3 separate regions of the Homo sapiens genome follow, and regions 2 and 3 are each linked to region 1. A link is a contact called in ENCODE Hi-C or POLR2A ChIA-PET data. All regions are on one chromosome and are shown on one strand. The core of a region is the stretch at or near the end of the contact, and the rest is flanking DNA. Distances in the headings are between cores, read along the strand shown. Region 1 overlaps ZFHX3 (zinc finger homeobox 3). Region 2 overlaps ZFHX3 (zinc finger homeobox 3). Region 3 overlaps ZFHX3 (zinc finger homeobox 3).

What was found. Hi-C counts contacts between places; a loop is a spot of excess contacts on that map. ChIA-PET counts read pairs that join two places held with the same protein, here RNA polymerase II (POLR2A). Pooled maps may share reads with other maps.
Region 2: a loop to region 1 is called in a map of heart right ventricle, with 2.5 times the contacts of the local background. The contact joins two enhancer-like sites. A Hi-C loop is called at or near these places in 6 of 168 maps with a recorded cell type or tissue (Right ventricle myocardium inferior, astrocyte of the cerebellum, heart left ventricle and 2 more) and 1 of 50 pooled maps. POLR2A ChIA-PET finds 5 or more read pairs at or near these places in 5 of 52 experiments (A673, BJ, HepG2 and 2 more).
Region 3: a map of mesothelial cell of epicardium shows a loop between it and region 1 (18-fold over the local background). The contact joins two enhancer-like sites. A Hi-C loop is called at or near these places in 4 of 168 maps with a recorded cell type or tissue (aorta, gastrocnemius medialis, mesothelial cell of epicardium and 1 more). POLR2A ChIA-PET finds 5 or more read pairs at or near these places in 2 of 52 experiments (Panc1 and endothelial cell of umbilical vein).

What each region holds. Positions count from the first base shown.
Region 1 is chr16:72,893,275-72,896,519 of GRCh38, forward strand. All of the region lies in intron 3 of ZFHX3 (zinc finger homeobox 3), which reads right to left. Among named protein-coding and RNA genes, the nearest start is that of ZFHX3, 150 kb to the right of the region's middle. Within about 2 kb of position 1,559, at least 10 of the 41 ENCODE cell types and tissues checked have a DNase peak (open chromatin) inside an H3K27ac peak, as active enhancers do; they include A673, endothelial cell of umbilical vein, heart left ventricle and 1 more, where a contact is called at or near this core.
Region 2 is chr16:72,937,702-72,940,912 of GRCh38, forward strand. All of the region lies in intron 3 of ZFHX3 (zinc finger homeobox 3), which reads right to left. Among named protein-coding and RNA genes, the nearest start is that of ZFHX3, 110 kb to the right of the region's middle. RefSeq lists an enhancer at 1,149-1,443. Within about 2 kb of position 1,295, at least 25 of the 41 ENCODE cell types and tissues checked have a DNase peak (open chromatin) inside an H3K27ac peak, as active enhancers do; they include A673, heart left ventricle and heart right ventricle, where a contact is called at or near this core.
Region 3 is chr16:72,846,843-72,850,336 of GRCh38, forward strand. All of the region lies in intron 4 of ZFHX3 (zinc finger homeobox 3), which reads right to left. Among named protein-coding and RNA genes, the nearest start is that of ZFHX3-AS1, 180 kb to the left of the region's middle. RefSeq lists a silencer at 472-531. Within about 2 kb of position 2,034, at least 28 of the 41 ENCODE cell types and tissues checked have a DNase peak (open chromatin) inside an H3K27ac peak, as active enhancers do; they include endothelial cell of umbilical vein, where a contact is called at or near this core.

The sequences.
Region 1 (3,245 bases), core at 309-2,808:
TACCTCCAATCCCCCCACTACCTCCCTATGAAACAGGATTTCCTCACAATAAGGCACTGAATTTCAAACATCAAATTTGAATATGGATGTGTGAGAGTTCTATTCCAAATGGCTGGAGTCTTCAATCTCTGAGCCACAAGAGAGGAATAACATGGCCAGAAGAGTTGGATGGAAATGCGATGTCAAATGTCCAAATCCATGGGCTCTTGGGTCATAGGACCGTATAAACCCTGGATTGAAATAAACATCATACCGGGTACTCACACTTTAAAAAATGGATATGATAAAAGATATTCTAAAATCCACTCCACACTCTAGCTCATGTTGGTAAACTACAATCTCTTACACTGCCATGAATTATTCTGTCTGCCACTTTGAGAGCCATTTTAGCAAGAAACTGGGCATGCATTACAAATAGTGGAGAAAAGAATAAGAGGAAACAAGAAAATGAAGCCACGGCTGCTCCCACCTAACCTGGTCCAGTGAACACCTAGGGTTCTCTCCTAGAAAATTCATGAAAGATTCATTCAAAATTCCAAGCTTGCTTTGTATTCCAAGTTTATTCTCCAAAACACTTAAAAAAATCCAGAATAGGCCGGATGCAGTGGCTCACACCTGTAAACCCAGGACTTTGGGAGGCTGAGGTGGGCACATCACCTGAGGTCAGGAGTTCAAAACCAGCCTGGCCAACATGATGAAACCCCGTCTCTATAAAAATACAAAAATTAGCCAGGCATAATGGTGGGTGCCTGTAGTCCCAGCTACTTGGGAGGCTGAGGCAGGAAAATCGCTTGAACCTGGGAGGCAGAGGTTGCAGTGAGCCACAATAGTGCCACTGCACTCCAGCCTGGGCGACAGAGCAAAACTCTGTCTCAAAAAAAAAAAAAAAAAATCCAGAATAAACTATATCTTGGTTGCCAGGAAACAGCTGTGCATAAACCTAACATCCCAACCCAAACTTCTGCTTGGGTCTACTATGTCTACCTGCATGTGACAAGTCCTGCTCTCCCCAGATTTTCCAAGTGTCTCGTTATTTCTTAAGTTGTCCAACTGGAAGTAAACAGAGACCCAAAGCTAGCAGCAAGGTCCTGACCTCTGTGACCTTCTCCACATCATTCGGCCATTTCCTAGGCCCTGAGCGGCTCAACCCGCGACCCTGTTGGTCAGATCCTCTCTCCCTTCCTCCCAAGTGGCACTGGCCTCATCCCCAGAATCCCACCCTTGGAACCTGCCTAATAAAAAGCAGTGGTAGGGAGTGTGCTAAGAGGCCCATGAGCACTCCACGGGGCCAGTCAGTCAGCCAAGAACATGCCTTCCCCGCAGAAGGGAGTGGATGTTTTCATTTGGAGGAGGAGGGAGAATAATTTGTTCCTGACCCAGCTAATTAGAATACCCTCAATTGGGATCACAATGTATTTAATTAAATTCACTGTAATATATGAAGAATCCACCAAGGCACAAATCCCAGTGGTGCACTCAAGAAAGGAGCTGCCTGCTTTCAGAGTTCTTGCTCTCCTCGCCAGGCAGGAAATTTTTCTCCCACGCAAATCCTGAATTCCCCAACCCCTTCCGCCTCTATCACAGAGTCACCCGCTGGGGAGGAGGGCAACCGGGTTCTGTTTTTACTTTTTCCATTTTCTTTACTCTGTGCTCACAATTCCTACCTACTCTCCTTTGTTGGGTCAGGAGTGTAATTTTAAAAAGAAAACAAAACAACAGCTCCAACTGTGGGCAGTGTGCTGGGATGCATGCCAACCGGGGACCCAAAGAAAACCAGCTGGTGAGCCCATTTGGCGGGGGTTTGTTTCGGTTTGAGTCTAAGTGTCTACAACACGAGACACTGCATGCACGCGCACACACATGTGAGCACACACATGCACACACACTATGCCCAACCCCAGGGACTTAACCTGCAGGTGATGCAGGCAGTGTCAGCAGCAACTCTAAGAAAATAAGGAAGGGTATAATGAGGGCATTCCCCCTTTGGCTTGAATACTGTTTTGAGAATATACTTCCCGGAATACTATAAAACACAGGGGCCTCCTAGCTAACTCAAGAAAATCCAGTATCTCCCCACAAATTACTAATGAGAAAGCGAGACCAACCAGTATCTTGAGGTCATCCTAGCTAACCAAAAAAGAGTGAGAACTCAGGTCTACCCAAACTCACTTGGTTGGGCCAACCTCTCCCTATAACCTTAAATCTGACTATACTTTTCCTTGATCACTCCCACTCCAACTCACTTGCTTGTTTAGAAAGCACCTGGAGGCCAGGCGTGGTGGCTCACGCCTGTAATCCCAACACTGGGAGGCCAAGGAAGGAGGATCACTTGAGCTTAGGAGTTCAAGAGCAGCCTGGGCAACATGGTGAGACCCCGTCTCTATAAAAAGAAATAAAAAATTAGCCAAGTGTGGTGGCACATGCCTGTAGTCTTAACTACTTGGGAGGCTGAGGCAGGAGGATCACTTGATCCCAGGAGGTGGAGGCTGAAGGGAGGTATGATCACACCAGCGTACTCCACCCTGGCTCACAGAGTGAGACCCTGTCTCAGTAAATAGATTAGACAGACTACATAGATAAACAGATAGGTAGATTAGACTAGATAGATAGATAGATAGACGGATAGATAGGTAAAAACAGACAGATAGCACCTGCAAAAGACTGGATCATAAGAACTGCAAAGGTACTGTAGCTTTCACAGAAAGAAACATCTATGCTTGGCAATTGAATTTACTTTCTGAAATCTTGGAGAAGTATGATGAAGGAAGGAAGTATCTAGTTTGAGTCATAAATGGGAGCAGAAAAAGAACCCAACGATCTCCAAGTCCTCCAAATGCTGTGCAGCGGATAACAGACTGTCCTCATCTGGATTAACTGGAAATTTGGCACACGTTCGGGGGTCAACAGCTACGGCTGGAAACGAAGCCAGGGTTCATACGAGGGCTCACTCACGTCAGTCAAAGAGACCTTTTCTTGCACCTCTTCCTAATCCTATTAGGGCTACTCATGTTTTAAAATGTTCATCCCGTCTCAGTTTCGCTGGAAGGGGGACACTCCAATGCTTCTGACACGAAAACATCTCACGGCCCCCATCTGTCTCTGTGCCTTCCCTTCTAGGTCTGGCTCACTGAGAAGAACACAGCAAAGCCCTCCCTGCAACCAGAGGCACCTCGGATAAAGGGGCTGGCGCGTAACACCAAGCACAAAAAGCAAACTAATCATTTTAAAAGAAGGGAGACAACAGA
Region 2 (3,211 bases), core at 45-2,544, 44 kb after region 1:
TCCATCCTCTCTGTTCCACTTCTACCACTGCAGAGGGAAGGAAGGAAAACACCATCTCCTCTCACTTCCTGACCTTCCTCCTCTGCCTCCAAGAGCCTTTTTTTGGTTTGTTTGTCCTATGCACGACTTTTTCAGTTTTCCAACAATCACTGGTGTCCTATACTTCTTAACCCTCCACTTGTAAAACAACACCTTTCAGACACTCCTCAGCTACTTTTCTTGCAAAGAAACTTGCTGTCAGTAAAGACAAGAGAGTAAATGGAGAGAAACGGATAACCACCTGCTGATGTCTACTTGTGCTGCATTCTTGAGAAACTCACAAAACTGAAGGCAATCCAGGTCCTCAAGAGGTTTACGAACCAGTTGGTGAAACCACCTAGCACATGACGCAGAGACCAGCGTGGTGCCAAACAGTGTGACACCCGTGTGGGGCAGAGATGCCGTGTGTGGGTACAGCAGCTGGAGAGACAGTTCTGGAAAACCAGGGATATGTCACTAGAGCATAAAAGATGGACAGGAAATATGCTCTTCCTTAAAGTCTGATTAAAAAATAAAAGATACTTTCCAACAGGGCCCCGTGCCCATCTCAGCAACGCAGGGCGTGTGTAACCAAATCACACAGAAATGAGCACTTAAAATGACATCTGTTGGATTAATTAGCTGTGTAATTAGTCTCCCCTCAGCGGAGCTGGGCTTTGTGGCTGTTGTCTGAAATCTCCCCAGGTGACTTGATTCCAAATGCCACACTCCAAGAGGAAGAAAGCACAGGCCAGGAAAAGAAGACAGGCGTCCGAATGTGTTTGCGGGAGGCAGCGGGAAGGGAGAGGGAGTTTCTGGAGAATTTGGTGGGTCCCTCGGGAAGCTAGCTAGAACATCAGGGAGGAATAGCCATCCACAGAGGTGTCACTCGAGAACTCACCACCTCAGAGCAAATCGGCACGCCCCCAAGGCATGAGTTTTGGATAACCCCAAAGCACTAAACACTCAGAGACATGAATTAGGGCGGCAAGACCCTGGAGGTGAAGAGAGCCGAGTATGGATTCCGAGTTGGACACAAAGAGACGGGACAGAGGTCAGAGCTCTTGTCCCTGGAGGAGTTGTTTGGTCTTCCTCCGCTGACAGCTGCAGCCATCACTAATGTGAACCCAGTCTGGGCAAAAAAAAATTAATAATGAAAATGGTCAGAGCCTAATCTGAGAACCAGAAAGTGAACAACCACGCACAAACAGAAGTCTCCAGCCAAATCACTCCCCACAGTGCTTCCTCAAGCACAGCTGGCTTCGGAGTCACACTTGCTGACTCATGTCTAGGACACATAGCCCTGGGACCCGCGCCACTTGGCCTGGCTCACTAGAGGAGCCGAGGAATATTCCCCATGCTTCTCTATCTATAATTATTTTAGAAAACAAGAGACATGGCGGTAGAGGGGAAGTATAGAAGACAAAGGCACAGGAGCTATGGGAGGACCACAGTGAAAACCATCTTGGAGCAGGGGACTCCTCAGCTGGGGACGAGCCAGTGGGGTTACCTTTGATCTCCCCCACCCCCATCTCGAGGCACAGAGTACCCTCCACAGAGCAAAAACATCCGATGCTGCTCAGAGAACCTTCCTGGGCCTGCGACAATGAGCAGTTCGTAAAGAATCTGGAACATGAAACATTCAAATCAAACAAGCCCTGTTCGAAACCAGCAAGACATGTTCTAAAGCTAGATGGAGCCACTCTGCTAAGACACTCCCTGCCATAAACACAATCGGAGCTCCTCCCAGATCTTCAGTAGCGCCAACAGGCATCTGCAGGACCACTGCAGTGACACAGACTCGCTCCCAAGGGCAAAAGGGGTCTGGGAGCAAACACCAAACCCCGACATTATCATTCTCATTGTCCCGAAGGCCCATAGATACAGGCTGGGTGCAGTGGCTCAGGCCTGTAATCCCAGCACTTTGGGAGGCCCAAGTGGGCGGATCACTTGAGGTCAGGAGTTCGAGACCAGCCTGGCCAACACGGTGAAACCCTGTCTCTACTAAAAACACAAAAATTAGCCGGGTATGGTGGCAGGCGCCTGTAATCCCAGCTACTTGGGAGGCTGAGGCAGGAGAATCACTTGAACCCGGGAGGCAGAGGTTGTGTGCAGTGCTGTGATCATGGCTCACTGCAGCCTTGACCTCCTCGGCTCAAGCAATCCTCCCACCGCAGCCCTCTCATGTAGCTGGGACTATAAGCACCACCACACCCTGATAATTTTTTTATTTTTTGTAGAGATGAGGTCTGGCTATGTTGCCCAGGCTGGTCTTGAACTCTCAGGCTCAGCTGATCCTCCCACCTCAGTCCCCACTGCAGCTAGGACCAGAGGTGTGTGCCGCCACACCTGGCTAATTTTTTAAATTTTTTTATAGAGACAGGGTCTGTTTATGTTGCCCAGGCTGGTCTTGAACTCCCGGGCTCAAGTGGTTCTCCTGCCTCAGCCTCCCTGTGTTGAGTTTACAGGTGTGAGCCATGGCCCCAAACAAGTTTTTTAGTAACACATTACACATTCGTGAGCCTGAGTCTGTACAAAATCCTACTTCAATGGCCAGCACAAAATCAGTACTCCACAAATGTTGTTGACCCAGGGAACGAAGACCCCTTCCCAGTGATTTCAGTCTCCCAGAAGCTGCACAGGGAAATCTGGGAAATCCTGTGCCTCTTGGGTCCTGAGGGCTGGGGTCTGAACCCATGGGAGGAGAAGAAGTCAGGGTAGCCAATGCAAGGATGCCTTCCACCCAGAACCCAGACTTCTGTCTCATTCTGAGGGGCAGCAGGAAGACACGGATGCCCCGGTGTGACACGTGCCACCAAGAAAACTCCACAGAGGTCAGCTCAGAAGGGGTTAGAAAGGTCCAGTCATCCTCCAGGAAGAGCATACTGCCAGCGACAGAAGACAGGAAGAGAGACTCAAAAGGAACAGCAGGTGGGTGTAAACCCCTTCAGCAACCCCAGTGCACAGGCCGGCCCTGCCAAGGCAATGTGGGTATCACTGTTGACCTAAGAGACTGGCTATGCTTTGGAGGCTCTCATCCTGAGTCCGGGAACATGCTCCACTCATTAACAGGTTACAAACCAAACACTATCAGTAGATAAACATTTCTAACCTTCTAACTAGTTTGCCTTTTACAGAACCAGGAGGGGGACCCTAGAGAACATCTCCTAATCATTCTTGATGATTAGTCCCA
Region 3 (3,494 bases), core at 784-3,283, 46 kb before region 1:
GTGAAGAAACACAAAGAGGGGAAGCGGACCAGTGGCTATCCTTTGCCATGGGCGGTGCTGCAGCACTTGGACAGTCTGGACGCCCATAAACCAAAGGACCCATCTGACCATCGTGCTCTGAAGCCTCTCCCTGAGAAGAGGACAGGGCAGCACCAAGACTGGGGTGAAGGACTCAAGGCTCAGAATGGCAAATGCAGAAATTAGTTACTGCGGTGCAAATGCAGAAATTAGTTACTGACTGTTCTGCATGTCCCTTCTATGGAAATGCATTGTCCCTGCACCTAAATGTATTTCAGTGGACTTTGTAAATTTAAAAGCCATAGAAAACTATGTGACCTCGGCAGGGCTATTTTAAGCTAGCACTTCCTAGTACAAAATGAATTTGGTATTGAGGATGAAGGGGGGACTTTATTTTTCTCAAATTGGCTGTTGTAGAAGAAAGTCTGCTCAACTCAGCACTACCTAAGACGTGTCTCCCCCTAGTGACACGCAGACCTCTCTGCTACTGGTGCCACCACCCTGCAGTCTCAGGGCTGGAGCAAGGCAGCTAGGTGCAGGCAGGCAGCATTAGTTCTGCAGGCTGCATCTGGCCCTGAACCTAGGACCAGCCATCTCTTGGTACCCTGGGAGCTCCAAGAAACTCAGTGGTCAGGCCCCGGAGTGTTCCAGGTTTTGCTGCAATGTTAAGAAGTGAGCCCGGAGCACCCCCAGGGCAGCTGATCCACACACAGCTTCCGCAGCCAAGGGAAAAGAGGGGATGGATGGAGGCCAGGATAAAGAAGGGGAGGGGTGGCAGGTAAAGGGAATCTCCCCAGAGGAGTGAATTCCTTTCCAGGCTTGCTGGGGACCCAACAGGGACACCCCAAAAGGCAAGGCCTAAAGCCAGAGCAAAAACAAGCAGACGCAAAGCAGGGGAGAGTAAGCGATGGGCGAAGACATAAAAGCCCAAAGATGAGAGCTGAATGGAACAGGAAGCAAACCAGGGCCAAACCCATCACGGCTTAAAGCAAACGTTAATGTAGGTTCCACATTGATCTGAAGCCCGAGGGGGAGGAGGCTGGGTGCAGCCAGGCTCCTCCCCTCCTCCATCTCATTCCATTCACATCATCAGGAGAACTGTGTTTTGGGGAAGGGGTCAGGACAATGATTGGAGCCTGAACTTAGCTGCTGCCTTTTACAGTAGCTTCCCAGAATAAACTGCCCCAAGACTTCATCCATCACCAAAAAAGGCAACTGTAAAAACACAGGTCGCCAGCCCCTTGCCTCACACCAGCACAGTGGCCCTCCCTCCGCTCCTGGGGATGGGGGTGCTGAGGGGGAATGGAGGGCAGGCGCTCAGGCCTGGCACTAATTGCTCTTGGGGATGCTGTGTGGTGTGGGGGCTGTTCCCTGCGCTAAGCAGTTAGGAACTTCCTAAATCATTAACCTTTCTCGGAGCGCATTGTACTGGGAGGTGCTCCCTCTGCAGCCTATTCACGAGCCCTATTGATCTGCCGCACACTCGGTGCCTTCAAAGTTGTTTATGATCAATATGCAAATTGCCCATGGCATTGATCTAGTATTAATTTTCAATTAGGGAATCCACAAGGGGTCTCTGAGGGTCAATACCTAACAATGCAAAGGAAACTCCGCTGTGGAGTATCAGGCCTGATGCTGATAAAAGCTTCCTAAGCCTCCTCCTCAACAGTTCCAGGCCCTCTGGGCTGTCACCTTCACTGTGGCTCATTTGGTTCCCTCCTAAGTCAGACCCCTTCGGCGGCCTCCCAGGCTGGGTCTGCGGCCATCACCCTGTGCCCCCCCTCCCACCCCCTATGCCACTGGAACACCTCCTGGCCTGCCAGTGCCTGCCCCTCTTGCCCGCCCTCCTGATCAGATGCCCCCAGACATGCCTCCTCATCTCCCCATGCCACGCCCAGACCCAGGACCACTCTCTCCCCCAGCTCCCCAACCACACATACCTTCTTCCTCCCTCTTTCCCTTTCCCTCGTTTCTGCTTAGTCACGGAACGTCACCTTGGCATGCTGCCACGGCTGGAGCTGGCGAGCTGCACGGTCCCCAGAAATCTCAGGCAGGCAGGCAGAGCGCCGGGCTGCCAGGTTATGCTTGGCAAACAACCCACTGATGTCATTTCAAAAAACCAGGGGGGAAGGAAAAAGGCACAGCTTCAAATCATCTGTTTCTCCTTCTTTCTTTCGTCTAGCAAAATTTTTCTTCCTAATGAAGCCCGGGGGTGGGGGATGTTAATTACTTTACCACTCACTCATGGTTCCCAGAAGAGGCCAACGCCCGCCCTCCAGGAGCACAGGGCAGTGCGTGTGAGCCACTGACGGAGAGTGTCCCTGGGGACAGTGTGCCCAGCTGGGACTGGAATGACCCGGGAACTCAGTCATTCCATTTACGCCCCTAACAGCCCCTGAGAGACTTGCGTGGGAAAGCTCTGCAGCCAGAGGAGCTGCAAGAGAAAAACGTGGCTTGGTCTCCTCCCAGCAGGTAGGGGGACAAAAGCAGGGCTCAGCCATACTCCAGCCTGGGGCCCAGCCGGCTCAGCCTGACTTCTCTCTCTGCCAGGAGGTTGAAATGTGCTTACGTTTGGAATAAACCTGCCTGAAGATGAGGCCACGATCCTGCCAAGATGGTGCCCACGATCCTGCCTAAGTCCCAACCCATGCCCTGCCCACTTTCCACACTGCCACTCATGGCACTAACCAGTGCATTAGCTAGCCAGGCTAATAGGTTTATGGATAACATTAATTACCACGTTCCTCATTAATGGATGAAATCTTTATTGGTGCCATTGATCAGCGGACTTGTTAGCTGGCCTCCTAACCAATGGCGGATGTAACAAGCGTTCTTATTGGCATATCAATTAATGCAATCAATTCCTGGCCAACGGCTGCCATTCACTTCCCTGGTTGTTCGAGAGTAGGAGACAGAGCCCTGTCAAGAGTGCCTTTACTTAGAGCTCCAGCTCTCAGCTGACTTCCAGGTGGGCTCTCTGCCACTTGGAGTTCACCTACCAAAAAAAAAAAAAAAAAAAAAAAAAAAAAAAAAAAAAAAAAAAAAAATTCACACCTACCCTTCCATCTGAAAATCACCTTTCCGTGTTCCAGTGATGACAAAAGTGCTAAGCTACGTCAGGGGACATAAGCTGAAAGAAAAGGTGGGAACGGTCGGGGGACTGTCAGAGCAAACAAGAGGATTAGAGAAATCAGATGTTTCTAGGTTAGGCACTGATAGAAATGATTCAGGCCCCAGACTGGACTAGGGACAACACTCCAGATGGGACCAGCCTGAAAACACAAGCCACAGCCATCATCAGCCCTCTGCCCACCCTGGGGAAGCCTTCCTGACCCCAGCCTCCCCAAGCCACAGTCACACCTACTGTCACACCTACAAAGTCACACCCACCAGTGTCTACCTCACTTAGCACTTCAGACCACAGGTCCCACATGGAAACATCACCTGCCCATCTTCACTCCTACGCTTCAGTACGG